Regions from separate parts of the Mus musculus genome. Here region 1 is linked to region 2. A link is a loop called in an ENCODE intact Hi-C map of the cell type or tissue named here. Cell type or tissue: left cerebral cortex. All regions are shown on one strand. Each heading gives the region's core, and the rest is flanking DNA. Links, peaks and the distances in the headings are about the cores only.

Evidence for each region. A loop is a pair of places that touch in the nucleus more often than their neighbours do. Peaks named below come from ENCODE experiments on the same cell type or tissue, not always from the same donor. Only the 100,000 strongest peaks of a DNase experiment are listed, where the experiment ranks them.
Region 1: a loop joins it to region 2, with 10 times the contacts of the local background. A loop is called at or near these places in 2 of 42 quality-filtered maps.

Annotation. Positions count from the first base shown.
Region 1 is chr14:60,433,211-60,438,594 of GRCm38, reverse strand. No RefSeq gene overlaps it. Among named protein-coding and RNA genes, the nearest start is that of Amer2, 58 kb to the right of the region's middle. In left cerebral cortex, for the core only: a CTCF peak has its summit at 2,886; a DNase peak (open chromatin) is centred at 2,892.
Region 2 is chr14:60,262,940-60,268,323 of GRCm38, reverse strand. It overlaps Mtmr6 (myotubularin related protein 6), which reads right to left and starts at 3,119. Exons shown (of 14, transcript NM_144843.4): 1 at 2,963-3,119. The coding sequence starts at 2,986. It overlaps Gm38641 (a long non-coding RNA gene), which reads right to left. Exons shown (of 3, transcript XR_874661.1): 3 at 4,417-4,653. In left cerebral cortex, for the core only: a CTCF peak has its summit at 3,259; DNase peaks (open chromatin) are centred at 1,848 and 3,183; H3K4me3 peaks cover 1,409 bases; H3K27ac peaks cover 843 bases.

The sequences.
Region 1 (5,384 bases), core at 310-5,309, 170 kb before region 2:
GATCCCATTACAGATGGTTGTGAGCCACCATGTGGTTGCTGGGAATTGAACTCAGGACCTCTGGAAGAGCAGTCAGTACTCTTAACCGCGGAGCCATGTCTCCAGCCCAGCAATGAACTTTTATTGAATGAGAAAAACAAAGTCATGCTCTCAGAAGTATTTAAGTAAGAAATACTTTTACACAAGCAAATATGCATAGATACATACACAGTCATACAAATATTTCATACATGCACACACGCACAGACATGCTGGGCCCAACCATCTGTCTCATGAACTCCGCAAGTATTTATGTATACACACACACACACACACACACACACCTCTATACTTACAATGCATGTGTATATTTGGTGAATGGAGCAAAAGTCCAAGCACCAGCAGAGAAAGAACTCAATCCTGGATGAATAATAAGCTTCAGTCTTCATTGTATAGAGAAAGGAAAAGCTTCTATCTGCCTTGCTGTTAAGCAAACTCCTGTCCCATGGTATGGAGAAGCCTGCCCGCGGCTTTCTGCTCTCTCTGCAGCTCCTTCTACTCCACTCTTTGTGCTCTGTCCTGCCTCGCCTCTCTCCTCAGCCCAGTTATACTTCTGTATTCCACTGTCTCTTCTGCTGCTATTTTGCTTCAACCCTGCTTCTTTTCGAGTCTCCTTTGCTTACTTGATGTCTTCGTTCCTAGTTTTCTGTACTTACTTAGGAGAATGACCACATGGTATTCCGAACATTTTTTTTCAAAGGTTCACTACCAGTTCAAACATAAATTCAAATCATAATTGGAATAAGAAGTTACAACAGAGATGTTTATGTGTGTTTTCATTAAGTCTAGTTATCTAACTAAAGATTCATTATCTGCCACTAGCCCAACAGATAAATTACAGTTTAAGACTATAATTCTTAGGTCTAAGTTAGCCAATCGTCTGCCTAGTGTCTCATTAGTATTGAATATATATATATATATATATATATATATATATATATATATATATCCAGTCAATATTTTATCTTCTGCCCTTGTACCTACAATAAACTGTTTATTCACAGTTTAGGACCTTCATTATCAGATAATAGTTTTACAACCAGAGAGGAATGTCTGATTATAAATTTGTTACATGCCTGATTTCTATTTTAGTACAATTAATGCATGGCACATGAAGACTTTGCAGCCCTTTCTATAGTATAAACTTAGGAATTCTATAGAATCATTATTAGGAATTTAAAAACCACCCATTTGTCTACATAGCATCATTAAAAGACAGTACATCATAGATCTGCAGGAAATCTGTTCAGTAGGGTGGGCTAATGCCTAGGGATTATATTAGTTTAATAATGACAGGAAAGGCATATTGATAGCGAGAATCAATCGTGAAATGAAATCTCTCAGGCCTTGCCTCCAAGAGCTTGCCTATCACAGTCCATTAAAAAAAATGGTAGGCCATCTCCAGGAAAGTTATAAAGTCATCTTTAACCTATCCTTTAATCTATTCTAGATGGCTCCTGCCATTATACTATGCAGGATCTATGACTTACATGAATACAGCAGGCATCTGTGTAACACAGTCACCAACAGGCTCCAAGACTTCTAGCCTAGAAGGTGCCCAAGCCCCTCCTAGAACCCCGTTTACCTGGAACCTCCATGAACCCTTCAGCACATTTTCTGTCACCGCTAGGTAATGTGAAGCACATGTTAGGTGCCTACAGGGCACTGCACTTGTGTACATTCAGCACAGAGCTCAGGGTGTGTCAATTTCAAATGTTGCTTTGAGGAACTGTACTGATTTGTTTTCTGTTGCAGCAATAAACACCACAACCAAGAGCAATTTGGGGAGGAAAGGGTTTGGTTCTCTTTGGGATTATAATTTATCATCAAGGACAGTGGGAGAAGGATTGCCAGGCAGGAACCTGGAGGCAGGACTGAGCCCAAAGCCATGGAGAAACACTGCTCCCCACTCCCTGTGGCTTTCTCAGCCTGCTTTCTTACACCACCAGGGACCTCCTGCCCAGGGATGGCACTGTCCACAGTGGGCTGGACCCTCCTATGTCAATCATTAATCAAGAGAATGACACACATGTTTGCCTATCTGCTAGTCTAATGGGGACACTTTCTCAGTTAAGATGACATCTTTTCAGATAGCATGTGTCAGGCTGGCAAAATCAAAATCCCCAAACCTAACTGATACAGGAACATTTTGGATATTTACCCCAAAATATTTTTCATCTGTGGTTGGTTTGCTATAAAAACCATGACTTACACATATTATCCTATTTCAAACACTACATATTTAAATATACATATCTTAAATCTTTTAAATAGAAAAAATATGCCAGACTATAAATGCCTGCACTTACACATATATGCATTTTTGTATAATAATTAGGTTGTTCGGCAATCTATTTATATTAACAAGAGAGTGTGTGATTCTATTGAATGGCACAGTTCTAGAAATAAGATGAACTCTTGAACTGCCTGTGGAATATAAAGTAATTCTTCCTTGTCTAAGAAAAGGACTGGTCTCATTTCTGAAACACCCAAAATATTCATATACTCCTTAATCATCAATCTGTACTAGTAGACACCCCAGACTTCAGCTCCACAGTCCCTTATACTCCTCCCAGAAGTCGAGGGATTAAACAGTATAGGCAATCTTTGTGCCTGAGAACTGAGTGTAAATGTAAACGCATAGCCCTTGAATTTCTTTTTTCAAGGCTCAGCAAAGTGTGGCTTTTCTATTCCCCACATTCTGACTCAATAATATTTACCAAATACTCCCCTGATATGACTGTTCTCCACAAGATGAGCAATTTTACTGATTGTAGGAAGTAGCATCACTCCCTTGAAGATGTTTCTGCCAGGTGACCACTGGGTGGCCCAGTCTGCTGCTGCCTCTTCTGGAGAGTCCCGACTCAGCAACACTGGTAAGATGGTTTGAGAATCCCAACTATCAAGTAACCCCAAGTTCTGACCATGCCGTAGGCTGGAAGGCTTGGCTTCCTAAAGAGCGACTCTTGGGAGCTCTTGGTGTCCTGGAATGACCATGAGAACAATGTCTGAGATCTCAAGACGTTGTCCCCTTGGCCACCTAAACTTCTCTTAGACATTATTTAGTTGTGTGGGATGAGGGCTACGTGGATGCTTTTGAGGACAACTTGCGAGAGTCATTTCTTTCCTTCTACCATGTAGGTCCTGGAGATTTGTGGCAAGCACCTTTACTGGTGAAGTTCCCTCTGGCTTTACTATAGCCTTTTATACAAAGAAGTGGTCTGAGCACTCACACCTTCGTTTCCTGAGGTCCGGATCTGTTTCTCCTGTCTCAAGGGCAGTAGCTAAAATAAGCAGCACCTTCTGCTTGGGGTCAAGTGGACACTCTCACCACCTGCTTGGGCATCTTTCTTGGCATGCCCCACATTCTGCTCCTCTGATAGAGCTCTTTGGTCAAATAAATAATAATTATTTCTATTGGTACCCAATTTCTTTTTTCCTAGTTGCTGTGTTCAGAGATCCCTCTGAAGCACTCCCTGGCAAGGATTCAGTGGTGGTCTGCAGGGGGTGACCTTAACTGACTTTTTTCTTGCTCATCTTCTCTAACAGTGACAACGCTCTAGATGGTATCCTCAGAACCCCATGACAGGGTCCCAAACCCACCTTGCAGATCCCAAACAGAGTGGCGAGAAGCCAGACTTTCTGCAAGGTAGTGGGTACAAGCAGGGTTTGCCTGAGAGGAACAGAAGTGAGTCTGTATCCATCATAATAACATCACGTCCAAGGCTCAGGACAACTGACCTGAGCAAACTCTAAGGGGAAATATGGCATGGGCAACTGTGGTACTCTGCATCTGTCTGTGTGTCTGTGTGTATGCACATGTGTGCGCATGTGCGTGAGTATGTGTGTTTGTGTGCATCTCTGTGCATGTGTACATATGTGTGTGTGTGCATGTGTGTATGTGTGCATGTGTGTATCTCTGTGCATATGTTTATCTCTGTGCATTTATGTGTGAATGTATGTACACATGTGAATGTGCATGTGTATGTGTGTGTATTTGTGAGTTTGTGAGTGCATGTGTGCACATGTGTGTGCATGAGTGTGTGTGTATGTGTGTGTGAGTGCTTGTTATCTGCCTTGAAATTGAGTGCTTGCCTCCTTGAATGACACCCAATTATTTAATAGAAAACTCAACATTTAGAACAAAGGAATATTCTGAACGTTGAAATGGGTGTGAGGGTCAAACATGCTGAATCAGCAGGGACAGACTGGAAGAGGCCAAGTAGCTGATTATTCCAACCTTTCTTGATAACTTGGAAAGTCATTTCAGTACCAGGGCTCTTGCTGGACCCTAACCCTGGCTTTAGTCACAGTTAGCTATAGGAGGATTGCAAACAGTGGCTTTTCCCCCACGGCTTCTCTCAGCATTCACAGGTAAGTAGTGTGACTTGTCGATGTGAAGTTTATATAAGGATCTGGATTCTCCAGGGGATTTTGTTTTGAGATAGAAAAATATGGTTTTAAAAAGATTAGCAAGGAGGATTTATGGACCTAACTAGGGCTGTGATCTGAGTCTATCATAGCTCGTGCTGCAGTGGTCCGCAACATAACAGCATTGTCAGGTGGCAGACTCTTTAGAAAGCTTTGGGATCAAAAGCAATCAACCCCTATATTAATCAGGGGGCCCTAAAAGAGCAGAACTGACAGGTACAGATTATATACAGCACATATCTAATATCTATATATATACATATATAGATATTAAATTCTCTATATTAAATTGATTGTGTTAAAATAATAACAACAGTTGTCCCACTCCTGACAACTAGTAGTCATCCAGTCCACATGGCTGGGCACCTCAGCAGTCCTAATCTGGTCCTTAGGACCTGAGAATGCTCAGAGATCCTTCCTCAGTAATGGAAGCCTGGACGTGCTGGTTCTGATGTCATCAAAGGGGGTAGCAGCAGCAGCCCCAACAACAGGGTAAGTCAATCAAGGGTCAGGAGGGAAGCCTTTGAGCAAAACCCTGCTAGATGCTCTTCCTTCTGGTATGCCTGTTTTTATCTGTGCTGCGATCGTAAAGTGTCACCTACATTTGGGGTGAGCCCCCGCCCCACATCAGTAAGGCAACCAGGACAGTTCTTCAGGTGAAGCTTCCTATTCGGGGGATCCTGATTTGTAGCAAATTGACATTGAAACCAACATCTAAGCCCCAGGCCCTTCCCTGGAGAGAGGATTTTTGTCCTCTCTAGAAACCGGATTAACCACCAGATCTTCAATGTATTAATATCGTGTATACTCCTGTGGGGGTAAGCGGGGGCAAGCATTCCACGTGCACATGGGGAGGTTGGTTCTCTCCCTCTATCTTATGTTGGTTCCAGAGATAGAACCCACAGCATCAGTCT
Region 2 (5,384 bases), core at 290-5,289:
GGAGATTCTAAAACCACTGGCAGGGTCCATTTTTAGATCACTGATGGTCCTGGTTCCATGTCTGTTGCTGTGATAACACTCTTTGACATAAAGCTAGGGTTCATTTGGCTTAAAATTCCAACCACCATTGTGGGGAAGTCACAGCAGGACCTTGAGAAAACAGGTCACATCTAGACTCAGGAGCAGAGACAGAATATATGCACAAATGCCGCCCCCTTGCTTTCTCTACTTTTATACATTCAGGATCCAGATCACAAAATGCTGCTGCCCACATTAGGATGGGCCTTCCCCACCTCAGCCAATTAAGACAAAAAGAAAAAAAAAACCCTCACAGGCCAATGTCTGTCACTGGGCCCCCTTCCCAAGTGACTCTACCTTGTGTCAAGGTGATTATTAAAAGTAAACATCATGGTGATGAGAGCTAATGAACTAACATATATGTGAAATGTGAACATTGTGAAATTATGACAATGGTACATAACTGTGTTCACTGATATAATTGCCTAACAGAAGGTAATCATTACTTTTCAAAGACAGCTGTTAAACAACATTAAAAGAAACTCACTGAACAGTCATACATTATCATAATCAGTTAAAAATGTTTATTACTTTTACTTGAGGGTGGGGTGGGCATGCACAGGCCAAGAAACCTGTGTGGAGCTGAGAGAGACTCTTTGAGAAGTTGGTTCCCTCCTTCCCCCGCGTGGGTTCTGGAGAACCAGCTCCGATCGTCAGGCTTGGCATCAGGTCCCTTTACCAACACTGAGCCATCCTGAGAGCCCTACAAACAATTCTGATTATACCAATTAAACTACACAGAGTTTAAAACTTTTTTTTTTCTTTTGTTTTTTCATGACAGGGTTTCTCTGTGTAGCCCTGGCTGTCCTGGAACTCACTTTGTAGACCAGGCTGGCCTCGAACTCAGAAATCTGCCTGCCTCTGCCTCCCGAGTTCTGGGATTAAAGGCGTGCGCCACCACGCCTAGCCTAAAACATATTTTTATGCAATTAAATATGTTTGGGAGAAGAGTATACATAATAAAAACAAAAACTTGGTTATGTTCAAAGCAATTCTGTAAGACTACACTTTTTCCAAACCATAATTTAAGGAAACAGTAGAGTCTATATAACAATTATCAGACTACAGTGTGAGGTTCATGATGCTCTTGTGTGGGATGCCAGTGTCAGTCAAGTGTGTACATGCTAGTTCCCAGCAAACCTCGGTTCCACTATAGTCTATATACACCCACTTAAGACTTCTCTAGAGAAACGCCTCCTTGCCACAACAGTGACACAAAATAACAAAGGCAGTCCCTTAAGAAGCAACTTCAGTTGGAAACCAACTGGAAATCTCTTAACCATTAAAAAAAGACATAAAAGGTCAGATCTAAAAGGTGAGCAAAAAGCAGCCTTACCTAACAGCAGCATGGGCCTACCAGGAAGACAGTAAGGTTTAATCAGGAACAACCTTCAAGATCATAAAAATGACAGCTATACACCCCAAAGGCCAGATCGGTTCTTCATAAACTGACGGAGGTCATTTTGTAACTAATGAAGGGAATCATCTAGATTTTCCCACCAGTGCTCACTTAGTGATCAGGGTGTTTTTAGTTCACTGGATTCTGTTTGCTTTCACTGATGTGTGTGTGTGTGTGTGTGTGTGTGTGAGAGAGAGAGAGAGAGAGAGAGAGAGAGAGATTCTCAGCAGCAAACAAGCAATGAGGTTCAGAGTAGAAGGCAGTTTCTGAGCCGACAGCTGTTAGGGCCCTGTGACAGGGACAAGAAGGGCTCCCATGCTCACTCTCATTCTCTTCCCTGCCTTAGCACCCTCTGCTGTACATCGAATCATCCTCCCATTTTCAAATTTTAAATGTCAGCAACTTAAACGTTCCTTCTCTTTAAATAAATAAATAAAATCTGCCAAGCAGTGGTGGTGCACACCTTTAATCCCTGCACTTGGAATCAAAGGAGGATAGCTCTCTGTAAATTCAAGGCCAGCCTAGTCTACAGTGCAAGTTCCAGGACAGCCAGAGCTACACAGAGAAACCTTGTCTCAAAAAAACCAAAATTTTGGAAGAGGAGCACCTCCACATTTCCTACAAATAGTATAGGCAAACTCCAAAATAAATCCTAACAAAAATTCATGTTATGTTATCCATAACATCAAGGACTGTGAAGCGTTTTAAAGAATAATGAAGAAAAAAATGCAGTTTATTCCCAAATGACCTGTAACTTTAAGACCTTTAGGACAGACAGTAAGTGACAGTTAAGGCTCTGGCAAAGCCCAGAGAGGTGTTTTTCCTCATCTTAAAAGGTCATTCACGCCCTTTGATCTCCATTTCTGTTTTGGCCCTTTCTGAGGCTGAAGTTTGGCCATTCTCTGAATTCTTCTCACACAGAAAAATTAAGCACGGACTTGACAAACAAGCTCAGTTATAGGAAAGTTCCATGGACCTTTTACAATATGACACAGCCTTTCTTTCCCCTTCTGCATAACTGCTGTCAAGTTGGCTCCCTACACTTAAGACAATGCCTAAAGTTGGAAGCACAGAAGTATCAACTCTAAGTGTCTGGAGAACTAGAAAAGTGAGTGGCCTCGGATGCGCTAATATTTGCACCGCGGAAAAGAGCGGGCGGGGCACTTAAACCAGAGCAAGACTGGTTCAAGAACAGCACAGCACTGATGGATAACTGGACCCACCAGCCTGGGGGCGAGCCAGGCGGCGATCGGCCGAAATCCCCCAAAGTAAAAAGCAGCCCCAGTCTTGTCCAAAAGAGCAAAGCTCGCTGGGCGGCCACCGTTTGCCGACTCCCCAAGCACCTCCTGCCAAGGCGCCTGCGCTGTCCACACGGCCTCCGCACCCCCAAACTGCCGGCCCTCAACGGAGGCCCCGCACCCCCAAACTGCCCGTCCGCCTCTGCCCAATGGACCCCGGCAGCTGCGAGGATCTCCCGCCGACTACCTTGGTTGTCCGGATGTGCTCCATCCCGGGGCGACGCCCGCAGGCAGCTGGCCTCAGGAGAGCACCATCGGGAGAGAAACGGGGCGGTGACAGCCACCCGCAGGAACTCCCTCAACCCGGCAGCGTCAGCCACCCCCGCCGCCGGTGGCACTGCGCAGGCGTCATCTGAGAGCTCTGTCGCCTAGAAACACTTCCGCAAATCTTAGCTTCAGAGGGGATCCTGACAGCCGGCTGAGTGTCGCCCATAGAGAGCGTATGCTAGCTGGGCCACATGCATGGCCTGTTGTACAGCGCCCTCTCTGATGGAGGACTGGTATTGCCCCGGCCAACCAAGCTAACCCACATGTTCAGCTAGACAAGGATCAGCAAGAGGGACTAGAAGCTTTTTCTAGGTTTAAAGATATTCCTTTTCCTGACCAAAAGGAATTTTCCAGTGAGTGCGAGACTGGATACCTCTAAATTCCAGGTTAAATTACATTTAGAAACTCATGGAGCACTGGGCTCCTGTAATGAACTATTAAATTCTATTATGATTATCAGTATTAAGTTTGAGTACATTTTGTATGGTCTTTGTTACCAAGGGGCAGGATATTACTCTTACAGGCTTATAGATAAGGCTGCACTTTAATTTAAGATGCTACATGAATGTCTTTTTTTAATTTGAAAGATATTGCTCAGGGTTGGAAAGATGGCTTATCTGTTAAGTTCTTTTTGTTTAAGTTTTTTTTTTTTGTTGTTTTTTTTTTTTTTTTTTTTTTTTGTATGTGAGTACACTGTAGCTGTACAGATGGTTGTGAGCCTTTATGTGGTTGTTGGGAATTGAATTTAGGGACCTCTGCTCGCTCTGGCCCAAAGATTTAATTATTGTTATAAATAAGTACACTGCAGTTGTCTTCAGACACATCAGAAGAAGACATCAGATCTCATTATGGATGGTTGTGAGCCACCATGTGGTTGCTGGGATTTGAACTCAAGTCCTTTGGAAGAGTGGTCAGTGCTGTTACACACTAAGCCATTTCAACAGCCCATCTGTTAAATTCTTATTAGAAACTTTTCTGATCTTTGTCTTTTGTAAATAAACAAAAATGGCTGGGATGGGCAGTTTGCCTTCCTAACGGGTAGCTGGTGTGCTCTCTCCTTGCTTCTCTGGCTGCCTCCTGCAAAAGACCTTTCAATTAAACCAACACTTTTAAACTGTTCATGGCAACCCTGGGGACCAGGAGCTGACCAAAACTTGATTAAAAACGCAGCCTATCTCTGGCTTTGCTTCTGGAATAAGCTTTGGGTCTCAAATCTCTACAACTGTACTTTGCTGTGTTCATGACAGTAACTGCCTCAGATCAGATTTCATCTACTATGTGTTATGAATTGTGGTGTCTTTACAGTTTGTACAAACATTGCTACTCTTATAGAAAGAGCAGTTTGATTACAGAAAGCAAAACTTTTCATATTTTCCTATTATTCCTTAGTATATATCAAATTAGTGTATCTTTGAATTGAGCTGTATCAGAAAAACATATCTATCTCTGTTCTACTCATAATTAAGTAGTAAAGATGTATGTGTACAAAAGAATTGTTTGTAAAAATAAATTTACCTTGTATGCTGGGGCATGACTTTAATCCCAGCACTTCAGAGACAGAGGCAAGTTGTTGCCTGTAAATTTCAGAGCATGCTGTTCCACATAGTGAGACTGTAACAAAAACAAACAAGCAAAATATTATCAGCAAATGTTTGATTTGTACACCTATTGTAAGTACCTATATAACCAAAGATAAATAAAAGTTTTTCTGCTGAAAAGGGTTCACGATTTAAAAATGTTTAAAAGATTTCCAAACAGGCCACCCTTAAGCTCTATCAATCAACTTTATTTGGTTTTGGTTAGTCTTCATTTCCTCCATAAGCAAGTCTTTTTTTTTAAACATATTTTTATTAGATATTTTCTTGATTTGCATTTCAAATGTTATCCTCTTTCCTGGTTTTCCCTCTGAAAATCCCCTATCCCCTCTTCCCTCCCCCTGCTCACCAACCCACCCACTCCTGCTTCCTGGCCCTGGCATTCCCTACCCTGGAGCATAGAGCCTTCACAGGACCATGGGCTCTCCTCCCATTGATAACCAACTAGGCCATCTCTGCTACATGTGCAGCTGGAGCCATGAGTCCCACCATGTGTACTCTTTAGTTGGTGGTTTAGTCCCTGGGAGCTTTGGGGGGATACTGGTTGGTTCATATTGTTGTTCCCCCTATGGGGCTGCAAACCCTTTTGGCACCTTGGGTCCTTTCTCTAGCTCCTTCATTGAGCAATTCTTTTAATAATTTGAGATCTTTCACAAAAACATATTTTTAAAAGGAGAACTTAAGTTAATGTTTGTCAGAAATGCAGTAACTATCAGTAAGAATCTGGCCAAATAACGAGATCTGATT